Linked DNA regions of Mus musculus: all the other regions are linked to region 1. Evidence: chromatin loops called from intact Hi-C (ENCODE). Cell type or tissue: left cerebral cortex. All regions are shown on one strand. Region 1 has its middle 4.7 kb from the start of Bod1. Region 2 overlaps Nprl3 (nitrogen permease regulator-like 3). Region 3 holds the start of Rhbdf1 (rhomboid 5 homolog 1). Region 4 holds the start of Gm40823 (a long non-coding RNA gene).

Region 1 (8,000 bases):
TCCTGCAAGTTTTACCAGGTAGGGAAACAAAGAGGTCGTAATTCCTTGTCCTAAACACAAGTTTTATAGTACTTGATAGGAAAGATTATATTTGATATTTTTAAACACCACAACACTTTTCCAGAAAGTTTCTTCTTAATTAAGGCTAATTAAAATTCTTCATTTAGAGATTTCTTAAAGCTCTTCGGTTATGCATTTGGGGCAGGCATAAGGCCAGTCGGTGGGATGACCTCCTAGAGTCTGCCCCAGCTTGGAGTCACTTCCTCTCCCCAATTCCAACTCCCTAACCCTGCAGGTCAGTGCACCAGACCCAGTTGAGGGGCCAGGGCGCTACTGTGGGGTCATGTGCCCGCTCAGCAGTTTAAGCTGAGTACACAGGAAATTTCAATCGTTAAGTCCGGAGTGCGCGCGCTCTCTGATCCCATTGTCAGGCCGGTGGCATTCCGGACCTCAGGAAGGAGCCCCCTCTTCCAGATTTTTCTGTCACAAGATTCATTAAGTAGCTTTTAAATTTCATTGCCAAGGATTGTCAGGACAATGCAGAGAAAATTGCCAACGATTCTGAAAACAGCCCATGAATCTGGGGCAGAGCTGGCGAGAACAAGGGAGCGCCTCCGGGCGGGTGGGACATTGGCAGCCACTTAGATGAGAAAGTTCTGGGCTTTCAAACTTCTTTGGTTGGGATCCGTGTTACTTTAAAAGATCAATTCAGCAATTTTCCCCTGTTCCTTAGTCAAGTGTTTTAGATGGTCGAGAAAGCAGAGGAGAAGGGGGCCTTCCAAGGTGGGGGAGGGGTGTGTGCCTTTCTCAGGAGGGAATGAGGATTCATTGCGCGTGTGCGTGTGCGTGTGTGTGTGTGTGTGTGTGTGTGTGTATTGGGAGAGGGGGTCGGTTCCTTGACCTATTTTCTGTTCAGTTTTGCAAACTTGGATTACAGTATGGCTCCACCACTGAGTCACAGCCTAGGCTGCAGCATAAAGACCAATCCCAGACTCCAGAGCAGCAGCCCCGCCCTCTTGCACATTGTGAGCCAAATCAAAGTTTCTTCCCCACCTGGAGACTTCAGTTTTTACCACGCTCCTCTGAGTCTTCAATGGCCTTAAACTGGGGCCTCTAGTCTTAAGTAGAGACACAGATGGATCTCAACTATGGGCACTTCTCTGTGGCCCTCAAGGAGGTAAACGACAGGAACACATCTGGTTTTGTTCATCGTGAGTTGTCGTGCTAACTGTGATTTTCCAGTTGAATATACCCTTAGAAGTTAGCACTTACACCATTGTATCCCTCTACTCACAATTTAAGTGGACAACAATCAGTTGCAATGCCTAAAACTTAAATACAAAGTTGCAGAAATAAATTAGCCATGTTCTGAGCAGAGTGATGCATTCCTGCAATGGCCACTCTATCTCAGCTGGAGATAGACGCTTCTGTCAGTCCAACGTGTCCACATAGTATGCACTGCCTACCCACTTAGCAGCTGACACAGCCATCAGATCCACTGTGTGATATCAGTTGCCTCTGTTGCACGGACCGTTACTTAACCAAGGCTTAAGGATAAGGAGCTGGCAATTCAGTTGTGCCAAAGAGAAGCTGAGAGACTGCTTGTAAGGATCTACAAGAATGAAATACTGCAGACGTATTATGTAGGGACTAGCCATAATTTCTGGTGTTCTCTCGGGGTCTTGGATAATGGAACCCGGGGTAATAACGTGGTAGATTTGTGCTGCAGCTTTGCTTTATGGTTCTCTAATTTAAAAAAAGAAAAAAGAAAAGAAAAAGGAAGCCCATGTGTGCAAAGGTTGAGCAGACCTCTGGTCTTACTTGGAGCTGATTATGCAATGCTGCTCCTAAAGAAGAGTCCCAGAGGAAGAGGGAGCCATCTCAGATTGACAGTCCCTTCCTCCACTCCTGCTTCACTGCTGCCTCTGGTCAGCCTCCCCTCCAGTTGGTTAATGCAGCTATCTATTTAAGGCTCTTGGTCATATCAATGTAAATGGGCTGCTGGTGACTCAAGGTGAAAGGAAATTTACGGAAAGCACCCACTGGCTCCCAGAATTGATAGCGAGGATGGCTGACGGAGAAGAGTGATGAGCCAGACCCACAGCAGGAGCTCTTCACGGGCTCACACCAGCAATGCTATGCCACTGTAGCTGTGGCGCTGACCCCTGCCACACCAGAACTGCAAAGGATGCTGGGAAAGTGGGTATCCGGCATTTCTACCATCTGTAGGAAGGTTCCTCCCCTCTCTAAGAGTGGAGAATTCCTCCCAAATTGGAAGGATGTTGAAAGACCACCCAGCTAAGTTGAAGACAAATGACAATCAGGTTGGGTTGGGTAATGTAATTGTAACAAAACGAACCAACCACACCAACACACAGAAGCTCAGTGGCTTGAAACCATACAGAAGTTCTATCCTGTTCCTGCAGTGTGTCAGGGACAGCTGAGGGCTCATTTCAAGGTTATCCTTAATGAAGAGGCTCGGGCTGATTAACCGCTATGCACCATCACTTGTGACTAAGAGCACTGCATAGACAAGCTTAATTAGACGGTACTGTGAGGCTGCTGGGAGGCGAGAGGGGAGAACTGCCAATCTGTATACAACCCTGTGGGCAATCAAAGGTTCGTACCTAGAAGTAACACACATCACCTGGCCAGAAGCAGCTGTGCAGGCCTGCCTTGGGGTGAGCAAGTGCAGGCTGCCTCAGGTCGACCAGCAAACTGGGACTAGCAGCTAGACAGGGTTGCAGTAGTGTGTGTACCACATAGAAACTGCTGTCTTAGGCTACCTGGCAAGGGGGTAGCTAGCAGGAAAAGCCACTGAAATGAAGACAAGAGCTGGGTTTTATATTCGTGTTGAGGTTCTGGGACTCCTAACTCTATATGCAACCCAAGAAAACACATGCATCTAGCTATCCTCAGAGCAGTAAGCTCAAACTCCATATGGAAGAAACAGCAATGTAGATCCAGCAAGAACTTCTCATGGGGCCAAGAACAAGCTGAGCCAGAACTGAGCCCAGCCTGCAGAGCGCACTTAGGCAGTCTAGCTTTTACCACAGGCACCGTCAGCACATGTGGTCTCCTACAGAAACAGACACTTTATTCAGGGGCACTAGGTTCCCTCTGCGAAAACCCCTCTGCTTGCAGCTGTCTGAGAAACAGTGGGGGTTGGGATGTGGAGGATTTGTAGGCCTTTGGGGCAGAATAGTGAGCTACGACACATCCTATTCTTCTTTTTTTCATTTATTTATGTATTCACGTTACACCACACTTTATTCTTTATAACTCTCCTAGCCTAAGGTATTCTGTTACAGTGACAGCATTTTAGGACAGAGAGCATGTTAGTGACAGATAGCATGTGGGCAGGACACTGAGGGAGGACCTGTTTGCCCTTTGAGGAGCCTCACACCCACAGGGCCCTTCTGGTCCCATGTCTTTCCCTCAGATTTTCATGTTGACACTTTTTAAATGACTGAGTGTGACAAATGTCACATCTTGCTCAATGACCAAAGGACTAAACGCTAGTTTCAAAACATCAATACCCAGTCCAGAAAGGTCCCCAGTAATTCTGGAGATAAAGTCCACTGGACTCATTTCCTCCCAATGCGCATTTGCTAATTTGTCCTAAATAATTTGAACCCAATTTTTAACAATCTTCTGGAACAAAAAGTCTAAAGACTACATTTCCCAGCCTGCCTTGCAGCCTCTCTGGGCCAGGACACTCAGGCAACCATCTTAGATGACAGAGAACAGGAGAAGGCTGCTGGTCAGCTCAGGACTACTTGCCTCCTGACTCTCTGAGCCAGAGCTAAACCTGTCCTGTGGAAGCCATGTGGGGTTGTGTTATGGTCGCCAGCTGCAGAGCTGCTTTCATGGAGACAGATGACTGTTACTCTCCTGTGCTTACAGGAGCATGGCTTCCTGCCTTCACTGGTAAAGGATGACTTCTGTGTTCCTGTAACCAGCCTGCCAGAAATGAAAATATCCTAGAGACACTGTGTCCCTCAGTCTGGCTACCAGACTATTGAAACAACGAACCCCAAAGAAATCAGAATAGCTTCAGGAATCTCATGCTGGGAGAAGAAAAAGTCATACCAAAATAACCCAATTCTCTCCTCTGAGCTTTCTCCTAGTCCAGCCTCGTAGACCAGTTCAGTGATATGCCATAGACAAGTCCCAAGACTGCACCCACCTATTCCAAATACTGACATTTAGGCATTATCCAAACTCATATCTTATATTTAAAAGAGTAAATTTCCCATTCACTCGCTCATTCTTTCTGTTCTTCCATCCCATTTACTGGGAGCTTGGATGCAACGGTGAACACAGTTCCTGCTTAGTGGACTTTGGAGCTCGTGGGGAAGGTGGAGGTCAGTCCAAGAACCCCCTAAGCAAAGCGTAAGTCCAGGACGGCACTATGTTATCACATATGTGCTAAGGATCTGAAATATTGCTAACAGGATTGCCATGGCTGCAGAGCCTCTCTACTATCCTGGAGAATTGGCTCTGACAGTTTCTCAAAGACCTATCACCATGAGCTGATGTCAGAATCCAGTCTAGAGCCCCCTGATGTGAAAAGCCCATGGATTCTCTATTCTTTCACACAATCCTGGGAAAGCCACCAATCCCATTTTCCAGTTTCTGAAAGATCTAGACTTAGGCTTGTGCAGGTTCCACCTTCTCATAGGCTTTGACTATTCTCATGTAAATATCCTAATATCTAATATGCATAAGTTCACTGAGTTTGGGGCAACTAGTCAGAAAAGGGGTGTTGTCTGTTTCCGTGCTGGAGATTGGACCCAGACCCTGCACATGCTAGGTCTGCATCGTGCCTAAATCTCTATCCTTGAAAAGTTTTAAGACTAAGACTTACCAGCAGTTTTCTAAAGGCCACCAGAAACTACATTACTACCAAGACCAAAGTTAAAAACAGTACTGCCTGGTTTGAAATGCTCTGGGCTATAAATGCAGCAACAGTGCCCTCTGATGGTCATTATTGTACATGTTTTGTGGTGGCATTTTTGGTTTCCCTTAGCAAGTCTTAGATTAATAATAATTAATAATTTCCCATAATTTGATCACTTTCATCCTTAGTTTCAATCCTCAACAGGTCCAGGTTATAGCAGTTATAAAAGCAAGCATACAGGGCATCAGGAGCTGCACCTTGTCATGGACCAGAGTTCCAAGAGCCAACACACAGGGCCCAACATTGGTGAAATACTGGACTGTAAACCTGGTCCAGCATCACTTTCCTATTAGACTATGGCAGATCACCTCAGCATTTACTGCTATACTAGGACTTCCTGAAGGTGGTGACTGTGTTGATTTGAAGAAAACGGACCCATAGGCTCATAGGGAGTGGCACTATTAGTAGGTGTGGCCTTGTTGGAGTAGGAGTGGCTTTGTTGGAGGAAGTGCGTCACTGGGGGTGGGTTTTGAGGTCTCAGATGCTCAAGCCTGACCTATTCTCTCAATGTTTCTTCTTGTTGGCTGCTGATTCGATTTAGAACTCTCAGTTCCTTCTCCAGCACCATGTCTGCCTGCATGCCTCCATGCTTCCTGCCATGATGATAATGGATTAAGCCTCTGAACTCTAAGCCAGCCCCAGTGAAATATTTTCCTTTAGAAGACATGCTCTGGTCATGGTGTCTCTTCACAACAATAAAAGCCCAACTAAGAAAGGGACTAAAATATATTCTTATCTACGTATACTCTGATCAGACAGTTAATGGAGTTGCTAAAGTCAGAGCCTGGGCCATGACAATCCTAACAAGCCAGGTTCATCCACTCACTGACCTCTAAACAGCCAACCAATGAGACATGTTGGAAAAGCAGAGAAAGAGATCTAGTCAATGTGGTCATGTGGAGAGAGGCCTAATGACGGCACCAAGTCTGCCTTCCAGAGACCTAACATGAGGTTGAGATTAAGAGGTATGGCCGGGTGTGGTGGTGCACACCTTTAATCCCAGCACTCAGGAGGCCGAGGCAGGTGGATTTCTGAGTTTGAGGCCAGCCTGGTCTACAAAGTGAGTTCCAGGACAGCCAGGGCTACACAGAGAACCCGTCTCGAAAAACCAAAAAGGAAAAAAAAAAAAAAAGAGAGGTATGCATAATTACTAAGCTGGTCAAGTTGTTCATATGGTCTCCTGCAAAGTGGCCATCAAAGTTGTCGGAATGGTGTGGAATCTTGTTCCAAGCGACAAGCTTTCCAGCTGGCTGGTACCAGACTTTAAATACTCCCTCTACTAGCATGAGCTTCTTCAGAGAGAGCCCATTAGATTTACTAGGGACTACTGGCTCAATATTCTGATAGTCAAAAGGGCACAGCTCAAGGCTCTTTAGCATAGCTTCATTCCTGTCAGGATGGTTGCGCTATTCTACAAGTAGGAAAGGGACAGGGACTTTTAGCCAAGTATTGTGCTAAGCACCAAAGTCAAAACAAACAGTTGTGGTTTCTACTTTGAAGATTATACTCTGGGTGTGGTTGGGGGCATCGGGGTGCAGATGGCCAATCAGCCTATAAATTATTCACTTCCAGTTACAACAATTGCTTTAAGAACTTAGCTCAACAATAGACAAAATTAGACCGGGGACCAAAAAAAGATTTTGTGAGGAAAGAATAAGATATGGTGTGCCTAAAATGCAACCTATAAGAAGGGCACCCTGCCTCCAGCCCTCCCTCCAGGAGGGGCCAGGGTTGAACTCTCTAATAGGACTCCCTCAGAGCCAGACATGAGAGGTCAGCATGGGTCAGTAGTAGAAACAGACTTGAGATGTCCCAAAGGGTTGCAAGCTGTCATGACACATTGTGATCAGCTTAACCTTGCGACTGGCTGAGCTGTTGCTAAGAAGTATGAACTGAGAGTGGCTACTTGTTTTGTGCTCTAATTTCAGTTCTCTTGGGTAGCAAATGTTGGGTGAGAGCATCTTGGATCACTGCCTACTGTGCATCTTCCCCGGAGCCAAGGGCACTGTAAATGTTATCCACATCTTTTTCAGTTGTCATGGGTGACGAGGAGGAACCACAGCAGATGTAGTTCTGAGAGCTGGGGAAGTTGATGAGTTGATGATCAGCCAAGAAACAAAGAGGACAGAAGCACCTAAGAAATCAAAACTGTCCAGGCATGGTGGCACACACCTTTTAGCCCAGCACTTGGGAGGCAGAAGCAGGCGGATCTCTGTGAGTTCAAGACCAGCCTAGTCTACAAAGCGAGTTCTAAGACTGCCAGGGTAGTTAAACAGAGAAACCCTGTCTTGAAAAAAAAAATCAAATATGATCTCTCCTATAAAATATATAAAATTTGTGTTTAGAAGAAGAAATTAAGTTTTTTTTTCCTCCCTCACTTTGTAAGACCTGCAAATGTTAGAATCCCGTGGACATTTTTTATTTACACAAAGGAATTTGATGGCCTTTTCTCCTTGGTGCAGTGACCTCTTTCCCCTTCCTCCTCTACTTCTTATGCACAAATTCTTTTCAGATAACTGAGTAAGATTGTTATGTTGGACCCTAGCCAACTGAGAAAAGACAGGATTCACCTTCCTCAGAATAAAAACCAAATGCACTTCCTGTCTAGGTGTGTTCCCTCCCCTGCCCTTTCCTGCCCCAGCAAGCCTCTTGATCAAGTAAAGTTTGCCTCATCCAGACACTTAGCTGAAATGATGGTCTCTCTTAGCAATCCAAACTTTTTTTTCTAATAGGGGCAACAGTGGGGAATTCAGTGCAGACTTGTGGGTGTAAAAGCTAGGGTATTTTACTTGTTGTAAAATGACAGCTAGCTATCAGGACCGTGGATATGTTAGGTTAAACACTGGACCACAGCACCTACTATACTTCATCTAGGTATATATATGACCACGGTAATTATTTCTGTTCTTCTATTTCTGCATCTGCACAAAGAAATAGTAGTGCCAGCTTTCAGGTAGTTGTGAACGTATTTAAAGAGTGCAGCACTATTACATCTAATTCATTCTACTTACTGGATCTACTATTAGTAATGCTGACA
Region 2 (8,000 bases), 560 kb before region 1:
TCTCCACCTGCGTTTTCCCCTAGCCAACAGGGCAGTGTGGGAGACCACAGTCTGTGAATAGGGTGTTGTTCATTGGGAATACGCAAATGCCCACCATAGTAACAATGCTCACTCTCCACAGCCTGTGCACATCTGGTGTGGTACGGCTTCACATTAACAGCTGGCTGGAAGTGAGTTTCTGTCTGCCCCACAAGATCCACTATGCAGCTTCAAGTCTGATTCCTCCTGAGGCTATTGAACGGAGCCTGAAAGCCATCCGGTGAGAGGCAGCCCCATCTTGTCTTCCCCTGCTGCTGTCTGAGACCTTACTGGTTACTTTGTTCCAGAAATTCTCTTTTCTTCTTCTGGTCATAGAAATTAGCTTTGTTGTTAATAAAACCACCTGGTTTTACATCTGATTCTGCTCAGACATGACCTTTGCTCTTCCAGCATTGCTTAGCTGAATAGAACCTGCCAAGGGCCTCACCCAGGCCTGCAGGGCAGGTTGGAGCTAACCTAGAGCTTTAGCAGATTGCCTTCAGGGTACACTCAGTTATTGTCAGCATTTCAGCAGGAATCATGGGAACCCAGTTACCTTCTGAGATTAGTTGATTTCCTGTGAGGAAAAAGCAGGACTGGGAATATAACTCAGTGGTGTAGTACTTTGTAGGCCCTGGGCTCTGTTCTCAGCACACAAAGAAGAAAAAAGATGAAAAGAAATCTGGGCACTTTCCTCCACACTGGAAATGACAGAAAGCAGATTACTCATTGCCCAGTTCTCCTACAGTTCCAGATCTATGCTCCACGTCAAATGGCTGAACATATTTCTGTAGTTCTGTTCATAGCTGGGGAATATCTTGTTTTTCCTGTGTTTAGAAAGACACTTCCCCCCTCCCCCATCTTTTATGGTACTAATGATTAAACCTAGGGCTTTGCACATGCTAGACAAGCACTTTATCACTACATGCATGCATGCATACATATATACATACATACACTATCATATGCCCTTACTCTCTCACCCTCTATGAGACAGAGACTGTCTTCCTGGCTGTCCTGGAACTTACTAGGTACACTAGGCTAGCCTTGAAGTCAGAGATTCATCTGCCTTTGCCTCTCAGGTGTTGGAATTAAAAATATGTGCCAGCCACCATGCTTTTTGTTATTTATCTATATGTGTGCGCATGCATATATACATATGTATGAGGTGGCAGAGACAGGCAGATCCCAAAGGCTTGGTGCCCAACAAGTCCAGCCAAAATAGCAAGCTTCAGGTTCAATAGAGGTCCTATCTCAGAAAATAATGTGAAGAGCTAGGCATCATGGCACACACCCTTAATCCCAGCTCTTAGGAGGCAGAGGTAGGAAGATCTCTGAGTTCAAGGCCATCCTAGTCTACAGCCTGGCCCTGAGTTCCAGGACAGCCACGGCTATACAGAGAACCCTGTCACAAAACTAAATAAGAGTAAAGATTCATAAGCTGGTTCAGCAGGTAAAGACACTCACTGCCAGGCTTGATGGAACCTGAGTTCAATTCCTGGAGCCCATGTGGTAGAAGAAGAGAACTGCATGTGTGTACCTCATGTATATACAAAATGTAAATAAATAAGTGTAAAAAAAGGTGGAGAGTGATAAAGAAATCTGATGCTGACCTCTGGCCTCCATACTTACATGCATAGGCTCATGCACTGTCTTCCCCCACATACAGCCTCCCCCACATACAAATTTCAGTCTCTCTGTCTCTGTCAATGACACACACACACACACACACACACACACACCCTTGAGATTATATAAAAGCCCTTGGACACAGCCGGACGTGGTGGTTCATGCCTTTAATCCCAGCACTCGGGAGGCAGAGGCAGGCAGATTTCTGAGTTTGAGGCCAGCCTGGTCTACAAAGTGAGTTCTAGGACTACACAGAGAAACCCTGTCTCGAAAAACAAAACAAACAAACAAAACAAAAAAAGCCCTTGGACACATAACTGCTTTCTCTCTGATTTTTCCCTCAACCTCTCCTGCCCAGTGCCTCTGGACTCTGGCTGTGCCTTGGTGTTCCATGCTTACTTGGTACAGGGCCCCGTGGCTCTTTATGTTTTGCTGACATGTGCCTCTGTCCTTCAGCCCGTACCATGCCTTGCTACTTCTCAGTGACGAGAAGTCTCTGCTGAGTGAGCTTCCCATTGACTGCTCCCCGGCTCTGGTGCGGGTGATCAAGACCACGTCTGCTGTGAAGAACCTGCAGCAGCTAGCCCAGGATGCCGATCTGGCCTTGCTGCAGGTAGGCCTGGGCACTTGGAGGAGTGGGAACAAGAGGCCTCTAGGTACATTTAGGGAGGCAGCCTATGGGGGATCAGGAAAGCAGACTGCCTGCCATGCTGAGTCCCTAATGTCTAGCAGACAAATAGATACTACACGTCCTGCCACAGATGAGGGTAAGGAGGCTTGGGGTTCTGGTATCTGGTCACACTTAGAGCCACGGGACTGATGTCTTTCTCTGTTAAGCAGAGGTGAGGCAAGCCTTGGGAGAAAGGAGAGAAGTGTCTCCAGCAAAGGCCTGGAGAGCAGCTTGGGAAGTAGTAGTGCATGGTGGATCTTCCAGCTCAGCACAGGCTCACACTGGCCTATGAGCAAGCATGTGGGAAGTGAGAGCGAGGACTTGAGTGGTAATTTAACCTACTGTGTGGCTTCTATTTTTTGCACATTTTCCTACCTCTCCTTTAAAAAATTTTTTTCTTTAAAGATTTATTTATTTTATGTATGTGAACACACTGTCATTGTCTTCAGATGCACCAGAAGAGGACATTGGATCCCTTTACAGATGGTTTTGAGCTATCATGTGTTTGCTGGGAATTGAACTCAGGACCTCTGGAAGAGCAGTCAGTGCTCTTAACCACTGAGCCATCTCTCCAGCCCCCTTGTTTTCGTTTTTACTAAAATACATGTCTTTAATGATGAGACATGCAGAGATGCAGCCTTGTTTTGGAGGACAACTAAGTCCAATCAGATGTTCAGAGCAAACCTTCCCTGCAGGACTGCGGGTTTGCCTCTTTCCATCTCTGATGCCATGGGGCTAGGATCCAAGTGAGGTACGCTCCACATGGGTCCCTTTTGTTCTGCTCCTTCTCCCCTTTTATCCAACCCAGCCCTGGAGTCATCAAGATACCCTCATTCTTGTGGCGGAAGACATGTGGCAGAGCTGGAGAGACAGCCCCTTGGCAAGTGTGTGTGGCAGCCCTTTGGGCTCAGAGAGAAGGCCTGTAGCTGAAGTGTAGAGGAGGAAAAGCACAGAAGAAGCTGGATTCAGGGGCCTGGAGTGTAGACTGGGTCACCTGTGCCAGGGCTGTGGGTGCAGGACCCAGGGAATGAATGCCAGTATCCTCACCTGGTAGTGCTATGCACCCTGAGGCCACCAGAGGGTAGCAGAGGCCTACCCAGGACCTCAGTTTGCTCAAAGGCCAGCCTTCTCAGTAGAATGAAGCGGCCACAGCTCTGACACCTCTCAGGTCCCTCTGGCTAGGCCTCCTGGCTCTGTGTGGGGCTGAGAAATGGGTTGGCATCACTGGAGGTTTTTGCTTTGTGGGCCCATTGGGCTGCTTTTTCCAAAACCCTTTCTCTTTTCAGGATAAGTTTATCCCTTCTCTATCTCTGACTCTTCATAGGCTCTGTGAGAGCACCTAGCATATGCTGCCTGTGTAGTTCAACTTGGCATCCTAAGCTGGACAAGATTCAGCAAGGAGCTCATTGTGCTTCCCTCTAGTATCAAACACAGAGGTTTGAATGTGCTCACTGTCCCTGAACGCCCGCAGAGAGGGGCGGTGCTGCTGTTCTGAGGAGTCTGGGCTGCTATTTTCACTTCCTACCCCACGTCTAGAAAGGCTTTACTAAGAGGCTGTTTGAAGGAATCTGTGCTAGGACTGTGCCTGACTTCACTGTCACAGTCCTTTGATAAAGCTTTGATGTCTCTTCCATTTCCTTGTCTAGGTCTTGACTGGGATCAGGGAGGAGGGTGTTTCCTTCCGAACTAACTCCCTGCTGAACCTGATTTAAATCAGAGTTTACTGCTGGCATGCCCGTGTGAAACCCTGTGAGGTCTCACCCTGGCCATTCTCTGCAACTCACCTCACTATTTTCTGTGACTGCTGTTTCCTGTAGATGTCTCTGGGGAGCAGTGATCCTAGGGTGGGGCTGAACCTTTGGGGAACACCTGCCTCAGGAGTGAATGTCACACATGATACAAGGCCACTTTGATGGGCCTTGTGGCCCACTTGTGTGATCTAAGCCCTCAGATGCTAATGGAGAAAGATTTTTTTGTTTGTTTGTTTGTTTGAGACAGGATTGCTCTGTAGCCCTGGTTGTCCTGGAACTTGCTATGGTATCTTGTGTATTTCCTGGTATCTGAGACCTCAGGAGAACAGAATGGGAGGATGGTCTCTGGGGAAAGCAGGGTGCATAGGGGCCTTTGAGTATGCAGGGTCAGGTAGGATGAGACTCCATATTTTATGACTTTGGAGTATGGTGCTGGTGTCTGTGGACAAGAGAATGCTGTGCTTCTGCTGGAGCCGTCCAGCCCATGCTCCAAGCACTCCAGTGTCCCTGTGTTCATGTGCCTACTGCCTAGCAAAACCGTGGTCTCCAAGTTTAGTCCTTCGATCTCTCCTTGGTCTGCAGGTCTTCCAGTTGGCAGCTCACCTGGTATACTGGGGCAAGGCTGTCATCATCTACCCACTGTGTGAGAACAACGTCTATGTCATGTCTCCCAATGCCAGTGTGTGTCTGTAAGTACCAGTGGCTGCCAAAAATCTGGAATCTGGAGCTAGAAAAGCCCAGCAGGACCTTTTAATGGCGAATGGCGCCCCCAGTGGCCAGGCCTCAGTGGCTTTGAATCCATGAGGCCAGATCTCACTATATCCTGATGCTGCCTGCCCATATCGTGCTCAGATGCAGATCACAGTCTGGTTTGGTGTTGCCCATGGTACAGCCATCTCTCCTTGGCTGAAATCAGAGGGGTTCTGTGGTTCCTGCCACGTCTTAAGGGACAGTATAATTCTGCCATCTGAAGGCCTGTTGCATCACCATACTATATTCTGTTGTCATTATGCTCACCCAGATGGTTGCTGTGAGTATGGGAAGGGCACTGACCATGGCTGTCTGCCCCAGGTACTCCCCGCTAGCTGAACAGTTCTCCCGGCAGTTCCCGTCCCATGACCTGCCATCTGTCCTGGCCAAGTTTTCCTTGCCTGTTTCTTTATCGGAGTTCAGGAGCCCTCTGGCTCCCCCTGCACAGGAGGTGAGTCATTAGAGCCCCTGTGTAGCTTACAAGGTAGACTGGGTATAACTGCCTGCCTAGTGGCCCCTGATTCAAAGGCTCTTAGCATTGTTTACCTTTGTGCCATGGTTTGGGGGATTTACTAGCAAGCACTGCAGGCTTCCTCACCATGGGCATCCTTAGGACTAGGACTGGGACTGGTTTATGTTTGTCAGAAGGGCATTAGCTTTTCCTGGGCTGGCAGGATTCCCTGTGCTGCCTCTGGGGCAGGGGCTTCTCACAGGTGGAGGTACCGACAGCTTTGCTCTCACTAAGCCTGGGCCCTGTTTTCCAAGGCAGTTCAGTTCCTGTATCCCTTCCCCTGGGGGCTTAGGAACCATGGGATCTTTGTGTGGAATCCTATGTTGCTGGGCCTAGAGTCCTTTTCCTAAGAAGACCTACAGTGTCAGGCTAGGGTTGAGTCTTGGATGGGGGCCCTGAGTCAGGACAAAGGCTGGTGGCAATTAGAGGCTGGTTGTGGTGGGGGTGCTTCTCAAGGTGTGGGGGATGAATTTGCAGTGGGCTGTCAGTCACTTCTCACTGCCCCATGCTCAAGAGATGGTGAGATGGTGACTTGGAGTCAGAGCAGCTTTGCCCCTTCCCTGTGTTAAGTGCTTTGAGCTCCGAGGGAAGCTAGGGAAAGAGCACAGGTGTCAGAGACAAGCTGGGTGACCTCCATGGTTTATCTTCAAAAGCAAAGTATTTGCTTTAATAGCTGCCAGATACACTGGGCAAAACCAGTCCTCAAAATCAAATACTTCCCCTTCTCAAATTGTGAATGGGAATAAGATCCTGGGTTTTTAGCTCATTTACATGCTGAGTGTGCCAGAGTTCTAAAGCTGCCTTTCACTGAGCCCTTCGTTTCCAGGAAGGGAGCCAGGAAGATGAAAGATGCACTTTGCCTCTGCACCTCCCTCCTCTCCCCCAGGCAGCTCTCTGGGGGGGAGGGCTTGGCAGTGCTCCCATCCCAGCAGAAACTTCCCAGTTGTCTGGATAACGGCTGATCTTCCAGGCCGTGTCTGAGCAGCTGCTTCAGGCCTTGTCAGGGGCCTGGGATAGAGCTGTTTGGTTTGCCACATCCCAGAGACATACTGTCTAATGCTTATAATGCTTTTGTGTTTTATTTTTTACATTTTGTGTTACAATACCTTCAATTCTTTAGAATTCTATTTGGTTTTGACCATGATTAGTATGTATAACTTCCTCCCCAGTAACCCAGCCCCCTTCCATGAGTGACCTGGGCAGCAGCTTTTCTGGGCCTCTCAAAGATGTGAGCACTGGTTCTGTGTTCACACACCTTGCTGCTTGGTGTCTGTGCCTGAGAGATACTTAAACATTGGTGCTGGGTACTACCTGGCACTGGGCTCCATTGCTGTGGCCCAATGCTCATAAGGAAGAGCCATTGGCTTCATGTAGTAACAGCAGGTCCCCTTCCTGTTTCCAGTTGGAATCACCTGTCTTCTTGAAGTAAACTCTGAGGTAGAGCCAAGGACTCACATGACAGTTTCCTCTCTGAACTCTGTGTGGGCTTGCCTAGCAGTGGACTGTCTGACAGCAGCAGGTCTTAGTGGCAAGGACAGATCTGGCTCTAGGGAAAGTTGGCTCAGAGAAGGGAGGAAACCCAGGCGTGTGTTGGGAGTTCTGGCCCTACTGTTTTCCCTGGGGTATGCTGACCTTGCAGAGCTACCCAGCAGTTGAGGGTCCCTTCTTCCTAACAGGAGGCCTTCCCGTTTAGGTACTGGGGCTGCTAAGGACCATGTCTCTCTTATTCCCCAGGAATAGGAATCTGTTCTTAAGGCTTGAGTCAGGGAACCAGCCCATCTGCTGACTTACTTTGCTCACTCACAGACCCAGCTCATCCAGATGGTGGTGTGGATGCTGCAGCGCCGGCTCCTCATCCAGCTGCATACCTATGTTTGCCTAATGGCCTCACCCAGCGAAGAGGAGCCCCGACTGCGAGAGGATGATGTCCCCTTCACAGCCAGAGTTGGTGGCCGCAGCCTCAGCACACCCAATGCTCTAAGCTTTGGCTCCCCAAGTAGGATCCCCTTCCAGGACATCTGTCTGGTAATGGGGGGCTGGGAGACTTTGGTGGTGACATCCAAGAAGCCTGGGTACTGTTGGAATAAGAGGTGTTTTTACATGTCTATACTCACCTGCCTGTCCCTCCTGTCTCCCCTGTACTGCCATGGGTCTGAGGGGGAGGCTCCTTCCCTGAGCAGCTAGCTGTAGTCAGGAGCATCTTTTGCCCACCGCAGCGCAGCTGGACTCTTCCACTGCAGCCTGGGCTCAGAGCAGGGCCTCATATTGTCATCCCAGAGACCACAACTGTCTGGTGTTGGGGGCCATATACCTTGACCTGTTTAGTGCTAGCCCATGTTGGCTGAGGTGGAACAAGACACCTATTCCTGCTGTGAGGTGTGATGGGTGTGCAGTATGCTTTCATTCTGGGTCCTTGAAGCTACTCTTATAGGGTAGCTCCTTGCATTCCAGATTAGCCACACAGTAGGCACTTGGTGGTGGGTTGGCAATGAGTTCATGCATGAGGACAGATTGTACAGTTGGGCACCAGCAGGAGAATGTGGCAGTGGTCCCAGGCTCTGGATGCTGGCAGTGCCTTTGGTGCTCCCATCTTTGTACACTGGAATCCAGCTGGCCTATCCCAACCCACAGCCAGCAGTGACGACATGACCCTTACCAGCCCCAGTATGGA
Region 3 (8,000 bases), 550 kb before region 1:
AGCCAACACTCCTGAAATCCTAACTTGGCCCCTGACAATGGCACTTTCTTACTCAAATGCCTGTCTATCCAAGTCTTTCGGGGGGCTGGCCAGCTGCTAGACTGTCTGTTCCCTCAAGCCCAGCACCACTAACCTTGACTAGAGACATTCAAGCAGAAGTACATGCCATAGATGAGGTACACATACAGGGTCCCAGGTTTCATGAACATGCCACGGTTCCGGGGGGTCTGCCGGCCACCTCTTGAGTGAGCAGCTTCATCTTCTGGCCCCAAGTATGCCTCAGTCTCCACAATGCGCCCACGGAGTTCTGTTCCATCAGCGAGTCGCCGGACAAGAACCTATGGGCAGTGAGTCTGCTCAGCTCAAACAGGGGCCAGCCCACCTGGACAGTCCCCACCTAGACCTCATTTAAACTCAGGATGTACCACAGGCATCCAGGCCCAGCCAGACCCAGCTACCTGGCTTCTCCATTCTGCCTCTTGTGCTTTGGCTGAGAGCCTGAATGCTGATGTTAAGGTCACCAGCCCCTCCTGACCAACTCTACTTATTTACTAAGGGTTCTAAGCCCACCTCAGGATTCATTTGGAGTCATAGTGCAGATTGACTTCCAAGTCCCCTCAGTAGTGTTCTCTCCTCCCGACATCCTCTCCCAGAATTCCCTTTAGAGAACTTAGTGAGAAACAGGGCCAGCTGGTCCAGCCATGCAATGCCTTGCTTGGACTATGATCCCAAGAATGGCCAACAGTCTTAATTCAGCCAAGGCTTGTAGAAGGATTTCAGCATCCAACCGTGTCCATTCCTTCACAGGTTTGAGGGATTATTTGATTAGAAGGCACCTTCTTCTCAGCCCACGTAGACCCATGGTGCCTCAGGGTCAGCTGGTAACAGGCAGGGTAGAGGAAAAGAGGTGGCCAGTGTTTGTCATGGAAGCCTGGAAACACTGGAGACAGGGGTGAATGTTTTAGGAGAAAAAGGCCAGCAAGCATTCCTTCACTAACTACCTACATGCTCCCATGTCTCCAAGGGCCAAACTGGGAACCCCACCTCAGCTTCTCGAGGGACCTCCTGGAGCTTTTCTGGCAGAGGGTCTAGAAAAACAACATGCTGAGCAGTCCACAGTCGTCTGCTGTCCTGGCAGCCCACTGCAGCGAACCTTTTACTGGGCTTATGACCCACATCTGGGTTTTCCTTGACCGAAGGGATACACAGGCGAGAATACCCCTTTCTCTGCCAGACACCATCTTGTCTACCAGTGTGGGTTCAAGTGGGCATGACAGGGGCCAGCTGATGTGCCAGGAAGCTGAGTAGAGGTAGGCAGATGTGTAATGGTGGTGGTAGTGCTGTTGGGCCATCCTTGAGCCCTTGACCTGAACCTGAGATAAATCTGCACCATGTTTTATATCATAGCTGTTGAAGGAACACAGATCCCTGCAGCTTAAAACATCCTGAGAACAGAATCTCGTCCCTTCTCTAGTAGGTCAGGGTCTGTTCCTGGAACTCTTAGCACCAGTTCTAGCAAAGAAACTGGCTGTCCTTGGCCATGGTCCCATAAAGGATAGCTTGTTAAAGGGAAAGGTAGGCCAGCGAACCTCTAACCAGAGGATCCAGCTTAAGCTCTAGCACCCCGGAGTAGTGGGATTTAGATGAACCTGGCTAGCCCCATGAAGTGGAGAGGCTCAGAAGGTGACAGGCTGTACTGTAAGCCACACCAGGCTGGGCCTGGGGTAGTCCCCACTTCTACTGCAAGCATGACTGGCATAGCCCAGATCTTGGGCCTGTACTGAGCCTTGGGTACTGAACTATGCAGTGAAGAGGCCAACTCTTTCAAGTGACTCAAATGCTGGCTGCCTAATGGTGTTCCTGGCCCCAGCCATCAGGGAACAGGGTAGGCAAGAGTGGTCCCTCACAGATGCTGGGGCCAATACCCACCAGCAGTCCTTGCAGGCAACCTGTCCTAAGGGGATTTCAGATAGAACAGTCAGTTTTTTCCCTGATGGATAAGTGTAAGAACATACCTCTAGCCAAAGCACGACAGTTGCCAGAAGCCCTGCTGCCTCCATCATGGGACACCTCTATCAATATTCTCATTCTCTGCAGTGACCCTAGATAATAGTCAAACTATTTGGCTCATATGGGCAAGGCAGCTACCTATGCACACACAAGGAAGGCCAAGACAGAGATGAGACCTAGTAGTAACAGGACTACAGTTCCCGGAACCTGCTCCAGTATTACGTTACCTGTCCCAGAAATGCACGGGCTAGGGTGACTGCTGGCTGGTCAAAAAACTCTGGTCCTAGCCGGCCAGAATGGTCCTCTGGGCTGGAGAAGTAGATACTCCGCCGGAGGCCCGGGGTCGACAGGAGTCTCTCTTTAGGGGTCTGCTGCTGCTCTGAATCTGCCAGTCGCTGCTTTTTTTGCCCAATCTTTCGGGAAAGCTGTAATGGGAAAACAAAACAAAACAAAAGAAGTGTCTGCCTGCCTGCCTGTTTCTCTGTAAAGTGGGGTGCCTGTTGGGAGTCATTCTAAGGCATACCGCCTCAGGGGACCTTGGGACTAGGTGTAGGTAATGACAGGCTGCTAGTGGTGACAGGATGGGTGGGCATTCTCTGCCCACACCTGCTACACATAGGGGAGACATGGATAAGGAGCATTAGAAGGTGGGTGCCTGAGTCCAATACAAAAGAGCTGGTTTTTCTGATTCCCACCAATCACACCATCTCCAAGGAAACTTGTTTCTGGAACCTGGTTCTTTGTTCCTAATCCTGGCCAGGAATTAAAATACAGTCAGAACCTGGGCAGGGCCTATCAGAGAAACATACTGAGTTTGTCTGGGCACTGCTCAAAAAATAGGTCACAAGACCACCTTGTTACTGACAAGACCTGACACACAAATGGGCATGCATGGAGATGACCATCTGCCTGGTCCCATTCTGAATGCTCAGGGTAGAACCCTGCTGGCCCCCAACTGTCCTTTGACTGTTTGGATATTAGAACAACTAGGAACAGGGACAAAAAGTCTATGGGTCTATAGGACCAGTAGGCACTAGTCTACCAAGTGCCGATAAACAAAGCAAGGAAATCTGGCCACATCCTTCAGCTATTGTGGTACAACAGGAGGGGATTAAAAGGACAACTGGGCAGTGAACCTGGGGCCAGGGCCAAGACCTGTCTTCAGTCCACGCTGAGCTGACTAGTTAAACAGCCATTACTCTTTTAAAGGACAGGGTCCCATGTGGCCTATGCTGGCTTTGAACTCCTGATTTTCCTGCGTCCATCGACTTCACAAGTACAGGCGTGCGCCACTACGCCGGGGTAAGACCCATTATTTTTATCTGTTGTGCTGACATCCAGGTTGGACTGAAGCTGCCAGGCTGCCGGGAATGGATGCTGACGTGACCGTCTCTGCAGCCCGACCCACTGTGCCAGCTCGCCGTGGGCTCAGACTCCGCGACGCGGCGCCCCCTCTCACCGGCGCTGGCATCTGGCCGACCTCATGATATCCGGTCACTAGGGATCCTGCTCTGGCATTCCCTGGGCGGCGGGCTCGTCCAAGAAATGGAGGCTGCTCGGTGTCGGGGAGCAGGGTCACGGACACCGGTTTTAGGGCTCCTCTGCCCGGGCGCGCACTACCACCGCGCGCGGGCATCTAGTCGCCGCCAGCACAGGCCAGGCCACCGGAAGCGCGGAGAGGGCGGGGACTGGAACCTGCGTCTGCGCAGAAGGCATGTAGCGCGGGGGTGGAAGGAATCTGCAGAAGAGGCGGAGCGAGGACTCTAGGGGCGGGACAGGGCGGGGCGAGTGTAGAAACCTTTCACCAGTAGGATTGGAACCCAGGTTCTCTAGATCTGGTTCTGTCCCAATGGCCCGATTGCCATCAAGACATCCTCTCTGAACCCGGACTGAATTTTCAAGGGTCCCGGACCAGAAGGCTCTGCCTTGGGATAGGGTGGGCCACAGAGGGTGTGTTGGGTGTTGTAGAGAACAAACATGAGGCCTTGGGAATCTCAGTCTGAATTCTGATCCTAGAACTGTCCTTCCCCAACCTTATCTCTGAATGGTGGAACTGACAGCAAGTGGATGCCTGCCCCATCTGGAGGCCCCTACCCTGGATCATCACAGATGATAGGTGGAAGGAAAGGGAATTCTGTCTCTGCAGTGAATCCCCACTTACATCCCTGGACCCCTAATGCCTGGAATTGCTACGAAGAGGGCTTACCACCTAAGCTGGAAGGCAGGACCAGGGCTGCAGGAGCTGAGCGGGATAACAGTTCCTGGCATCTCCTAGTGATTATTTCTCTGGGACCTAGGCTTGCCACCCACCCTATCTGTAACCTTTCAAATGAGGTTGTGCACCCGTACTCCTCGAGTGGGAAGTGACTGACCCAAAGGAAGGGATGATGGGAAGGGAAGTCTTGGGATAGGGTAAGCTGCTCCCTTCCCCCACTTCACTCACTCTCTTCTACCATTCCAGGAGTGATGTGGGTCTGAAGGGTTTCAAAGCAGATACAATCCTACTTTCCCCATTCACACTGCCTTATTAAAACCTTTCAGGGCTTGTCAGAGCTGTTTGATTTCTGAGACCCTGGCATCTAGGACTAGACAGAGCCAGAGGCCATATGCTTGTCACTGCTATATGCTCAGTCCTTAACTGAGCAAGGCACTTAGCCTAAGGACTCTGGTCCCCAGCTGCAACTCTACTGGCCAGCTCCGGGACTGAACTCTGGGCCTGGCTGGGGCTCAGCCATTCCCTCTCATGGGCCTCAGCTAGGACTTCCTGGGGAGGGAGCGGCAGCCTCTCTGCCTGCCTGCTGCCTGCTGCCTGCTGGAAGCAGTCCAGCTGTTTGTGGCACTCTGTGCAGTTTCTGGGGCTGGGGTGGGGGCAATATGTTGTAAATTTGAACTACCGAGGTTGGCCTTATCCCTCATAGCCATTCTGTCTAAACAATGCCTCTCTTTTCCTGTGAGAATAATGCCCCTTCCCAATCTAGGAGGGAAGCTGAGACCCTAGTTAGGTTCTGGTCCCCTGTTGAGGGCATTCTGAAGACTTCACCTTTGGGTGAATGACAAGCTCCTTCTGTTTGGTGGGCAGTCTGATTTCTGCCCCAGGCAGAGACGGGGGTGGAGGCCAGCATCTTATTCTCCAGATGTTCTGGCCAGAGTGTGGGATTGTGCAATGTCTGCCCCTCCCCCCCCCACTTCCTGGTCTGTGGCGAAGCTCCCACTGCAGGCTGGAAGTGCTGGGTTGGGCTTCCCTACTGTGTTTTGCCAGCAGACTTGCCAGGAGTAAAAGAATGTCCAAGAGGAAGGAGCCTGGGACCTCTTCTGTGCCCAGTGTACCTTGTGCCTGCCTGGCTGGTGACAAAGATGCCATTGGGAGATTCTTTGAAAGGAGACAAGGTTGGGGTTGGAATGGTGTCTCCACGGGTTGTGGGAAGGCTGGAGCTGCCTCCAGTCGTGGTGGCATGGGCTGCCAGTCCCTGCTAGCTCTAGGCTTCAGTTTCACTGTCTCAGGGGCTTAACACACTGACTGGCTCAGTTGCCTGTCTACCATGGACAAAGCAGGAGCTGGGTTGGAGCCAGCTGGCTCCTGGTTTGGAAACTGGCACCCTTCAGCAGCTTCTCAGCAGAGTGGTGGCTATTACTCTGGCAGGCCTTAGTGGGTCTCTATAGGTGGGGGACCCTCTATGGTTAGCTGTTTCTTGGGAAGAGAGGGTAGCTATCAGGCAGGCCAAGGAGAGCTATGCTGTCAGGCTGCTAGGATCTTGGCCCAGGAACTTATAGAGCCTCTTTGCTGAGTCCAATACCATGAGGAAGGGGTTTCTTCAGAAATAGCTGGAACTTCAGGCCTTTGAAGTCTAGCCTGGGCTAGAACAGGGCTAGCCTTGGCCATTCTGTCTTCTCCCCAGCTAGGTAGTGTCCAGGATCCATCTCTACATCTCTCTGTGGGGTGCTTGGAAGCTAAGCTGTGGGTTCAGGAAGTACCCGTTGAGATTCCTTTTACAGCTCAGGGATTCTAACCACACAGATGCTGGCAGAGTACTACACAAGACCTGGAGGTAGTGTAGAAGCCTGTCTATCCCAACACCTATTCACCAGTTCCAGAGTATTAGAAACTGCAGCTGACTTCTGTTCGGCACAGTCAATAAAAGTATGTGAGAAGCCACGGGTTGGATTCTTCCACCCAAAGCTTAGGTCAATAGGGCAGGTAGGAGGTTCTGGGACTGTGGAGAATTGGGTCTGTGGAGACTGGATGAAGGCTTGACTATTTGTCCACACTCCTCTGCTCAAACTGTCCATGCCCTGACTCAGGACTTGAGGATGTGTTTCACCTGGGGAATCCTGAAGCCATATGCTGAGATGGGCATTTGTCTGTAGGCATCATGCTCTCAGGAACAACGCCTGTGTGTGTGGATGGACATGGAGGGGTTTGCCAGGGGCGGGGGCTGTCACAGACTCCCCTGCACTATGGGAACTCCAAGGTCGATGGAGCAATGAGTCCTGGAAAGCTACTTTTCTGTCACTGTGTGCTGACAGCACTGTGGTATTCTTGCATTGAAGATGACTTGGGCTGGAGAGATGGCTCAGCAGCTAAGAGAGCTTTCTGCCTTTACAGAGGACCAGAGCTTGGCTCCCAGCACACACACTGGACAGCTCACAACTGCCTATAACTACAGTTCCAGGAGGATCTGATGCCCCCTCTGGCATGTGTGGGCACCTGCAACCACACACAGAGATAAAAATAAACACAGAAGAATTCTTTCTGTAAGAAAAGACGACTGACCCCTGGGTGTGTCTTCACAGTGAGTCTCCTGTAGGACTTCTTGCAGCTGGTAATAGATTTCTAGGTCTCAACAAAGGTCTAGGTGACCCTGCAGCATCCACAGCAGGAAGGAGTAGGGACCTACAGGCACCAGATGCCCGGTTCCTGTGGCCGGTTCCCTGATTTTCCAGAAAGGATGCAACCCCCGCACCTCCAGCCAGCCCAGTTTGGGCGTCCAGACCCTGCTTATTCCTAGCATGAGTCAAGAATGCTAGGCATGAAGACTGTCCCATCTCTGGCTTGGCATGTGTGGGTTACAGGAGCCCAGAACATCTGCACCACGACAGCTTTCTTCTCCCTCAGCCTTCAGCCTCAGCCGAGAGCAAAAGAAGCACTTCCTGTCCAGTATACAGAGTGATGAACCGTGCCTGACGTTATACGTGAGCACTGAGGCTGAAGAGAGAAGAGTGAGCGCATGCGCGGATGTAATGGCTTGAGGGGTGGCAGGTGTAGTCTAACCCTTGTACCTGCTGGGAAAGAAGTAGGGGAAGGGGTAATTGCTGAGCTGCGGTTCCTGTGAAATGGTGTATCAGTGTATGAACGTGAGTGTGCACACTTATAAATGTGTTAGGGTAGAGAGTGTGAGCCCATGGAAGTGCATTTTGAATAGGTGTGCGCACGTGTCTGTGTAAACAGGTGCGAGAGGCCTGAATGCATGAATGTTTGTTAGAAAGATCAGGCGCGTGTGCACAGGACAAGTGAGAGCTTCGGGACCCTCAGTGATGTGCCAGTGCGTGCCTTCGGAAGGGGCGTTCAATCTGCCTTTTAGGTCCCTTCCCACGCCACCCTCTTGCTTTGGAGGTCCCCTTCCTCTCTTCCCAAGCACAGGGGCAGCACAAGATGAAGGAGTATGGAAAGGCGAGTCCAAGACAGATGTTATGATTAAGGTGGTCGCTGGCGAGCCCGACTCCCAGCTACAGGTGTCTCTGCGGGACCCCTGGCAGAGCACAGCCGGAGGTCTTCCCGGAGGAGGCGCCCGGGGCTGGCAGCGGGCGGCGCGCATTCCTCAGCCCTGAGTCAGGCGGCCGCCCCTCTGCCGGGCCCGCCCCCGGCGCGCACGCCCCTCGGCCCGTGGCATTCCCAGGCGGACGGGTCGGGCCGGCGCGCGGGCGGCGCAGGCAGGGACTAGGCGCGGGCGCCCTCCCGGCCCGCAGCGGCGGCAGCAGCCGGTGCAGACCCT
Region 4 (8,000 bases), 480 kb before region 1:
ACTGCCAGTGTGATTCTAACCAGGAGGCCTGCCTGCAATATGGCTCTGTTGGTGAGTGCTGGGACTGGAGAAGAGGGCTGTGACAGGAACTCAAATAAACTTCAAACTCTATGCAGTCTGCAGAGGCCAGTGTCACCACACAGACTGCAGAGGGAGGCCAGTGTCACCACACAGACTGCAGAGGGAGGCCAGTGTCACCACACAGACTGCAGAGGGAGGCCAGTGTCACCACACAGACTGCAGAGGGAGGCCAGTGTCACCACACAGACTGCAGAGGGAGGCCAGTGTCACCACACAGACTGCAGAGGGAGGCCAGTGTCACCACACAGACTGCAGAGGGAGGCCAGTGTCACCACACAGACTGACACACTTATTTAGGCCTTTCTGGGTCAGGCTTTTGATCCATAAGTAATTTCATTTGATTTAGATTTTTTAATTAAAAATATTTTATTTTTAATGATGTGCATTTGTGTGTGCATGTGTGTATGTGTGTGTCTGTGTGTGTCTGCGTGTGTCTGTGTGTGTCTGTGTGTGATGTGCAGATGCCTGAAGAGGCCAGAAGAGGGTGTTAGACTCCCAAGAGCTGATGTTCCAGGCAGTTGGGTGCTGGAGACAGAACCTGGTCTTCATCGAGAGAGCAGTGTGTGCTCTTAGTCACTGAGCTATTTCTTTCGTCCAACTTCATTACATTTAATCTTAGCCTAGTCTTTGTCAGAAAACCCTGAGCTTGGTGCAAAAGTGCAGTCTCCCTTTGTCAGTGAGGTTTCCTCTTCTCTGTTTGGGGGGACCCCAGACCTCACACCTCCTCCCTGAGGAATGTCATGTAGCCCTTAGAGAAATTATAAGTTCAACTCCCTTTCCCCTGATAAGAAACCCATTCAGAAAGCATCTGAGATTCCTGGAATGCCTCCACATGCTAATGAGGTATCCAGGAACCCTAGTCTTCAGCCAATGGTCTTTGCCCACTCTGGCAAAGGCATATTCCTATCCCCTCCTCAAAGTTTTATATAAGCATCATTGACCCCAAATAAAATTGAGCTCCCTCGTTGAGCGGTGGTGGCGCACACCTTTAATCCCAGCACTTGGGAGGCAGAGGCAGGTGGATTTCTGAGTTCGAGGCCAGCCTAGTCTACAGAGTGAGTTCCAGGACAGCCAGGGCTACACAGAGAAACCCTGTCTCAAAAAACAAAAAAACAAACAAACAAACAAAAAAATTATTGAGCTCCCTGGCTGAAGCTGATCCTGGATGGATATGATTGTCACTGTCACCCTCTAGGCCGTCTGAACCCCTGCTCTCTTTGTCATCATGGGCCAGTGGCAAAACAGCCCCTGGGAGAAGGAAGGACCAGAGCCCTGTTTGATATTTAGTGACAGGTTTCACTGTATAGTCCTGGCTCTCCTGTAACTTACTCTGTAGACCAAGCTGACCTTAGACTCATGGAAATCCACCTGCCTCTGTCTCTTGAGTGCTGGGATTAAAGGCATGTGCCACCACCGCCAGCATACTTAACCTGGTTTTAAAGAGCAGGCACTGCAATGGCAGTTTCACAAAGGGAGACACTGTGGTACACAGAAGATACCTCTCCAAGAACAAAATCACACACAGTTTTAAGATGGCAGACCTTGGATTCACATCTAGGGCTACCTAAACCCCCTGCAGAAGGGCCACAAGGTTTTCACCCACATCAAAGGTTTACAGCTGAGTCAAGGTGAGGCACTAACAACAGTAAGGAAGGAAAGTGGACAGTGTGGGGACAGCAGAGCTAATACAGGGGGGACGAGAACTCCATTGGGTCAGAGTGTGAATCTAGGTGGGATGAGATCCAAATATTCCTTAGAAATTTCCTGACATTGAAATTCCCAATTATGTTTACAGGGATATCATCCAAACGCTGGCCAGAGGCAACACTATATAATATGGATTCTGGCTCTTCTCTAACCCTCCTCTTCCCGCCTTTCTGTATGGGCCAAACCATGCCCCAACAAAATGCACTCTGTTGAAGTTCTTATCCCTGCATCTCAAAATGTGGCTGCATTTAGAGAGAAGGCAGCTAAATTAAAAAGAGTTCGTTGAGTCTCTATTTCACATGACTGGTGTCCTCATGAGGACAGGTGCTAGGAGACGGGGCAGAAGTGAGGAGGAAGGGAGATGGTGCCATCAGAGAGCTGAGGAGAGGGGCTTCAGAAGGACCCAGCCTGCCTGCACTGATGCCAGACTTCCGGCCTCAGTGGTTTGATCATGCGTTTCACCTGCTCTTTAGGCCTGGAGGATTCTGCTCTGTCAACCCTAGGAGGGACCTTTTATCTTCTCTTCGCTTCTCTTTTATCCTATCTTCCTTCCTATCTTTTTCTCATTCACTTTCCCACCATCCCATGTCAGAATAGAACCTAAAATGGTTTCAAGGTGGATTAGTGGCGGATCTGTCTCTAGGAAGAGATGAAGACAAGCCCACCTCCACACACTTCTGAGGATGCAGGCTAAAGGTAAGAGACGTGTCGTTCTTTCAGCGTCCGCTCAAGAGTATGGCATTGCCGGGCGTGGTGGCGCACACCTTTAATCCCAGCACTCGGGAGGCAGAGGCAGGAGGATTTCTGAGTTCGAGGCCAGCCTGGTCTACAGAGTGAGTTCCAGGATCAGCCAGGACTACACAGAGAAACCCTGTCTCAAAGAACAAAACAAACAAAAAACAACAACAACAAAAAGAGTATGGCATTGCTTAGAAACCGTGTTGGGAGGTTCAGTGAGGTCCCTGGAGCGTCCTCAATTAACAAAATGTGTTCTTTGTTCACTAAATTGGCTTCCAAGGCGAGAAGGAAGGAGGAGAGGAGCCAGTGGCATGAGAACGAACTGGCAGTAGGTTGGTGGGTAGCAACCCCAGATACTCTCTAAAATGCTACACCGGCGATTGGGTGGAGTAGGATGGTTCCTGCCAGCTTCTCATAACACAATCAAGCCTGTGCTTTTCACCTCCATTTTGGTCTTGCTGAAACCGAAACTCTGAGGCGACTTGGAGGTCTTGGAGTAACGGTTGGAGATTGGAACTCGGGTTCACGGGCTCTTCTAGCACACCCAGTCCTGCCTGCCCAGATCCTGCAGAATACGTAGTGATAAGCACAACAGCAGCCTCAGAACAAAGGAGCTGTGGGCTGTGTGCACAGAGCGGCCTCGCCACCAGGGGGCAGAGCATGCGCGCGCGCACGGTCGCCTTGGGTGCGGTGGGCTGGTGTCAGCACCCGTATGTCGCTAGTGCCTTCGCCCCCTCTCCCTAGGCTGCCTTCCTCCTCTGGCAAAGCGAAGAAATAGCTTTTCATCTTTCAGGCAGAGTTAGCTCATGGCTCTTCCTACCCACTCCTCCTTTTTTCTCCTACACACAGAACCAGGCATCACTGGCCACTGTTGGGTACCTCTGCACGGCTCTCCCCAAGCTGGGTCTCCCACTCTCGGCTATGATTGCTTTTGACAGTATTAAGTGTAACACACAAAAGCAGAACTGAACAAGCCCTTACCAGAGGGAGCTTGGAGAACCTCCGGAGGCACCTGGACTTCCAACACCTGGAGACAGGTCAGGACCCACGACTCATCTATTGCTGAGCACAGGGGACTGGGAAGATCTGATTATGGACCCCACCCTCGGTCCCCCATCATCACCTCTTGCCCCATGACCTGAACGACACCATCTCTGCACCACTTCTGTGTTTCCAGATTGTTCCCTGTTGGCTAAGCCTGTGCAGGCTTCCAGAGCCTTAGAGGCGCTCTCCAGCCTGTTTTCTAGCACTGGTGTTTCTCCCTGTCTGGAAAACCCGGGCAGTGAGTGCTTCACAAGGTACCTGAGCTAGGTGCGCAGGTGACAATGCAGCTAGGAGTTCAGCGAAGGCGAGCTCCCTCCAGTGGCCCAGCCTGCTCCACACCTCATCCCGATTCAGCTCTGCAGGCAGCTGTTCTTCCCGGAACCCATTGCTGCGTGTGGTCCCTCTCATCACTTCATACATCCCTGCAAAGGAGAAATGTTGCCATGTCCTTTTTATAGAGGGGAGGGAGGGGGTACCAAAGGAGGAGCCTTCCTTTCTTCTTCCTGGAAGGTTTCCCAAAATCCTACCTTCATCCCGGAACCTGCCCTTTTGTTCTCTCTTCCCTTACAACTGGACGGTGCAGCTCCCTACCAATGCTGTTCACCCAGCTGATATAATTCCAGTCAGCCCTCTAGATACAGCCACAGATTCAACCCACAACGATGAGAAATGTTTGGAAAAAAAAAGAAAGAAAGAAAGAAAAGCACACCTCTTTAGGTCATGTGCAGATTTCCCTCATCACCACCCCACCAACGATGCAGGGTAACAGCTATTTAGATTTTATTAGGTATATCAGGTCATCTAGAGATGGTTAAAGATGCACAAGAAGATGTATTTAGGTTGTGTGCGGACACTCTTCCATTTTACATCAGGGGATGTGATCATCAGTGAGTTTCAATGGCCTCCTGTAGGCGAAGCTCTTGGAATTCCCAGAATGGCTGATTTACATCCTCATGTCTATTACTGAGACTTTTGAGTGGCTATGACATACCACAGGAAAGCAACCGATAGGTAGAAACATTTGTCTTGACTGTAGAGATCTCAGCCATATGGAAACCTGCCATCTGTAAGCCAGTTAAAGAATTTTTAAAACGTTTGAAAGGAGTGGCTGCATCACTGGGGAACGCTGTTTCTGGAATACTTAATAAACAAAAGCCGCAGGGCCAGGAGCAGTCACCTCCTTACAGCTGACGGCTTTGAATGGAAGAGGCCCTTCAAAGCAATGCAGGCACTTGCTGTTCTTGGTTCTCACCAGATAAGACCCTATCGATGGAGGTATTACCTGCTTTGGTTAAAAGATATAGAGAAATTAAGCAGAAAACGAGCAGGTCGGTTGTTCCACGCTGGCTAGCATTCTGAGTGACAGGGCAGCTTTGTAGCTGGCCAGGGGAGAGAACTCAACAGTCTCGGGAGAAGCTTGTGGACTACAGTAAGGATCTAAGCCAGTGTGGGTTACCAGGCAGATTACCCACTGGTGCGATAGTGGCCTGACACTTTGCAGGGATCACCGACTGCTTTTGCCACTACACAGGAGAGACTCAGACTTGCCACTGTAAATCTGGTCAAAGCCCACAGCTGTGGAGGACATAGTCCCCAAGGGGACCTACTTGCTGTTGCTTTGCTAAGTGGACAGTGTCTTAGTCAGGGTTTCTATTGCAGGGACAAAACACCATGACCAAAAAGCAAGTTGGGGCGGAAAGGGTTCTTTTGGCTCACACCTCTACATTGTAATTCATCATTGAAGGAAGTCGGTTCAGGAACTCAAACAGGGCAAGGAACCTGGAGGCAGGAGCTGCGGAGGGGTGCAGCTGGCCTTGAGGGCTGGCCAGTTGGAGTTAAGAACAGCCCAGATGAAACATAATAAGTAGTAACTCGGGGTTATTAATAGGAAATAGATTCTAATAGCCTAGAGGGTAGGTAAATGATCAACTCCTGTGCTGTTTAAGGCTTATTGTAAATATAAAGGCTCTGAGTGTCTTTTATCTGGGAACCTAACCAATGAAAGTCAGAATAGAAACCCCAGGAAAGGATTTAACCCATAGGCCCCAACGCCTGCCAACAATGGACCAAAGACCGAATCCACAAAGATCTAGTCCATAGTTCCAGAAAGTTCTTAAGTGCACTAACTTTGCCTTTTAGTTTCTGTAGTTCTGCTTCTTGCTAACTAAAGTGTGACAACCAAGACGTGGTTTTTTGTGCATAAAAGACCGAGGGCCATAAGGTTCAGAACTGTGTGATTTGGGCAAGTTCCTCATGTAGCCGCTGGCCAGCAATAGATTTTGCTTTTGGCTTTAAGAGTGTCTGCCTAATGGGCTTACCATGCAGTGTACTATCGGTGCCAGCAAGATCCCCAGAGACTAAGATGCTGGGACACTGGGGGCCCTCAGATCCCCTCTGGGGTGATACCATGAAAAATGGCAATTCCTAGGGGTTGCATGCCTGAGACCCTCCCATCCATGAACTTCAAGGGCCCTATGAATTTCCCCTGCTTTTAGTCCTACTGCCCCAGAGGCGCCTGAGGCCTCCACCCTAAAAAGGGAAACTACAGAAAGCTCCTCAGTGCCAACTCTTCTCCGTGTCATGGTTCAGCCGCAGGTACAGAGGCAATGTGTGTGCAGTCATGGTCCACTTGCCATAGGCTTACTCTTTCAGTTAGCCTCCAGAATTCTGGGAAATGTGTGAAGAGAAAGCAGTCACAGTTATCTTCAAAGGATCCCAAATATCCAGCAGGCTGAAAAAATTGCCAGCCTACCAAAGGGTTCCCACACCCAGCTGCTCTCAGGTGGGTATTCTCAGAGGAGCTACTCAAGTGGCACCTTGCCAAGCCCAGGAAATGTTACTTTTCTGAGTTTGTATCTTTTGGTATTCTGTTATTTATGCCTCAAATGCCTTTAGCCTACTTCTCCACATGCATCCATCAAAGTCCTCTCTCTCTCTCTCTCTCTCTCTCTCTCTCTCTCTCTCTCTCTCTCTCTAAATATTATTTATTTAATGTATATGAGTACACTGTAGCTGTCTTCAGACACACCAGAAGAGGGCATCGGATCCCATTACAGATGGTTGTGAGCCACCATGTGGTTGCTGGGAACTGAATTCAGGACCTCTGGAAGAACAGTCAGTGCTCTTAACTGCTGAGCCATCTCTCCAGCTCCCAGAGTCTGCAATTTTGAATGTCATTCTCTGTGAATCTTTTTCAAGCTCTCTACCCATAACCCCTAATATGTTGCACTGTCTCAGTGTGAACTCTCCCTTTTGCCCAGCATCTACATCATGTGGCAGAGACACTCACATAGCAATTGTTATTCTGTGAGATGCAACAGACGTCCTCTATGAAAGTACCCTGAGCCAGAGAAGGCATCTGAGCCCTTTGTGTCCTGAGCATCTTGCACAGTGCTAGGCAAAGTGTAGATGCCCTTGTTGTGTGCACGAATGAATGAATGAATGAATGAGTAAATGAATACAGTGTGCTGGCGTGTTTCTATGGAGGCTCCGTGGTGTAGACAGAATCTACTCAGGACTCTTCTCTCTATTCACCGGGGCCCAGCTGACTACACACTGGAGCCTCCCCGTTAGGAGGTTCTGGGCTCTTTATTGGCTTTCATTATTTTTTTTCTCCCTAAAACAATATGATCCTTCTTTAGTGCTTTCCAAAGCACACCAATCAGCATACTAATCACACTAAAGTGTCAACGGAACCTGCCAATTTCATACATTTGCATATTTTCTGTAGGGTTCCGCCTCCCCCTCCCCCTCCCTTTCATTAGCTATTCTTGGAAGAGCTGCTCAGCCTCCATATTGTTCAAACTGGCTTGATTTTGATTTCACTTTGTAAAGACAGATTTGCAGGATGATGAACGAGCTCCTGCCAATTTCATGCATTTCCGCTCTGTACATCGACACCTTATATTTATTCCATCTTCTCCTCCTGGCTCCAGATGGTGTGGCAACACAGCCTCGGGCAAAGACACAAAACTCACTCTCCCTCCCTCCTCCTCCTCACACTTTCAGCTCCGGCTCTCCCGTGCCAGGTTTGAACGGTGCACAGCCTCTGGCAAACGTTGCCTCGCCTGCAGATTGGGCTGCCGCTTAGGAACCTGGGAATGTGAAGCAAGACAATGGGGAATGTCACATGCCTTGGGCCTCGCCACTCCAGTCACTGCCCCTCACAGAAAACCACAGCTGAAAGAGTTTGATACATTCACAGATGTTCCCCCCCCACCACCCTTTTCCATTCAAGAAGCGGGCCACAAGTATCTCAAGAGAAGACTTAATAAAACAATGAAACAAAAGCCCCAGGCTCCTCGTGACAGATGAAAAAAAAAAAAAAAAAAAAAACCACCCAAAAAACAAAAAACAAAAAAAACCCAAAAAACAAACAAACAAAAACCTGGCAAGAGCATGTGCCCATCTTGACACTCTCTTGCCTTCTG

What was found. Hi-C counts contacts between places; a loop is a spot of excess contacts. Peaks named below come from ENCODE experiments on the same cell type or tissue, not always from the same donor. Only the 100,000 strongest peaks of a DNase experiment are listed, where the experiment ranks them.
Region 2: a loop joins it to region 1, with 4 times the contacts of the local background. A loop is called at or near these places in 2 of 42 quality-filtered maps.
Region 3: a loop joins it to region 1, with 3 times the contacts of the local background. A loop is called at or near these places in 2 of 42 quality-filtered maps.
Region 4: a loop joins it to region 1, with 5 times the contacts of the local background. A loop is called at or near these places in 20 of 42 quality-filtered maps.

What each region holds. Positions count from the first base shown.
Region 1 is chr11:31,672,592-31,680,591 of GRCm38, reverse strand. No RefSeq gene overlaps it. Among named protein-coding and RNA genes, the nearest start is that of Bod1, 4.7 kb to the right of the region's middle. In left cerebral cortex, a CTCF peak has its summit at 4,983 (motif pointing left); DNase peaks (open chromatin) are centred at 2,008, 2,956, 3,794, 4,958 and 1 more place; H3K4me3 peaks cover 95 bases; H3K27ac peaks cover 2,497 bases.
Region 2 is chr11:32,234,057-32,242,056 of GRCm38, reverse strand. Nprl3 (nitrogen permease regulator-like 3) reads left to right here. Exons shown (of 13, transcript NM_181569.3): 7 at 122-259; 8 at 2,104-2,260; 9 at 4,651-4,757; 10 at 5,140-5,269; 11 at 7,136-7,325; 12 at 7,961-8,000. Among named protein-coding and RNA genes, the nearest start is that of Mpg, 12 kb to the right of the region's middle. In left cerebral cortex, CTCF peaks have their summits at 1,521, 3,389 (motif pointing right) and 4,834; DNase peaks (open chromatin) are centred at 3,736, 4,815, 6,196, 7,097 and 2 more places; H3K27ac peaks cover 5,136 bases.
Region 3 is chr11:32,222,187-32,230,186 of GRCm38, reverse strand. Rhbdf1 (rhomboid 5 homolog 1) reads left to right here and starts at 7,894. Exons shown (of 18, transcript NM_010117.2): 1 at 7,894-8,000. Mpg (N-methylpurine-DNA glycosylase) reads right to left here and starts at 3,682. Exons shown (of 4, transcript NM_010822.3): 1 at 3,470-3,682; 2 at 2,238-2,435; 3 at 134-338. The coding sequence starts at 3,646. In left cerebral cortex, CTCF peaks have their summits at 3,864 and 6,716; DNase peaks (open chromatin) are centred at 3,683, 5,254 and 5,497; H3K4me3 peaks cover 1,606 bases; H3K27ac peaks cover 3,421 bases.
Region 4 is chr11:32,157,540-32,165,539 of GRCm38, reverse strand. It overlaps Gm40823 (a long non-coding RNA gene), which reads right to left and starts at 4,229. Exons shown (of 4, transcript XR_872353.2): 1 at 4,098-4,229; 2 at 3,829-3,992. In left cerebral cortex, CTCF peaks have their summits at 3,177 (motif pointing right) and 3,880 (motif pointing left); DNase peaks (open chromatin) are centred at 3,190, 3,835, 4,577 and 7,489; H3K4me3 peaks cover 1,326 bases; H3K27ac peaks cover 1,405 bases.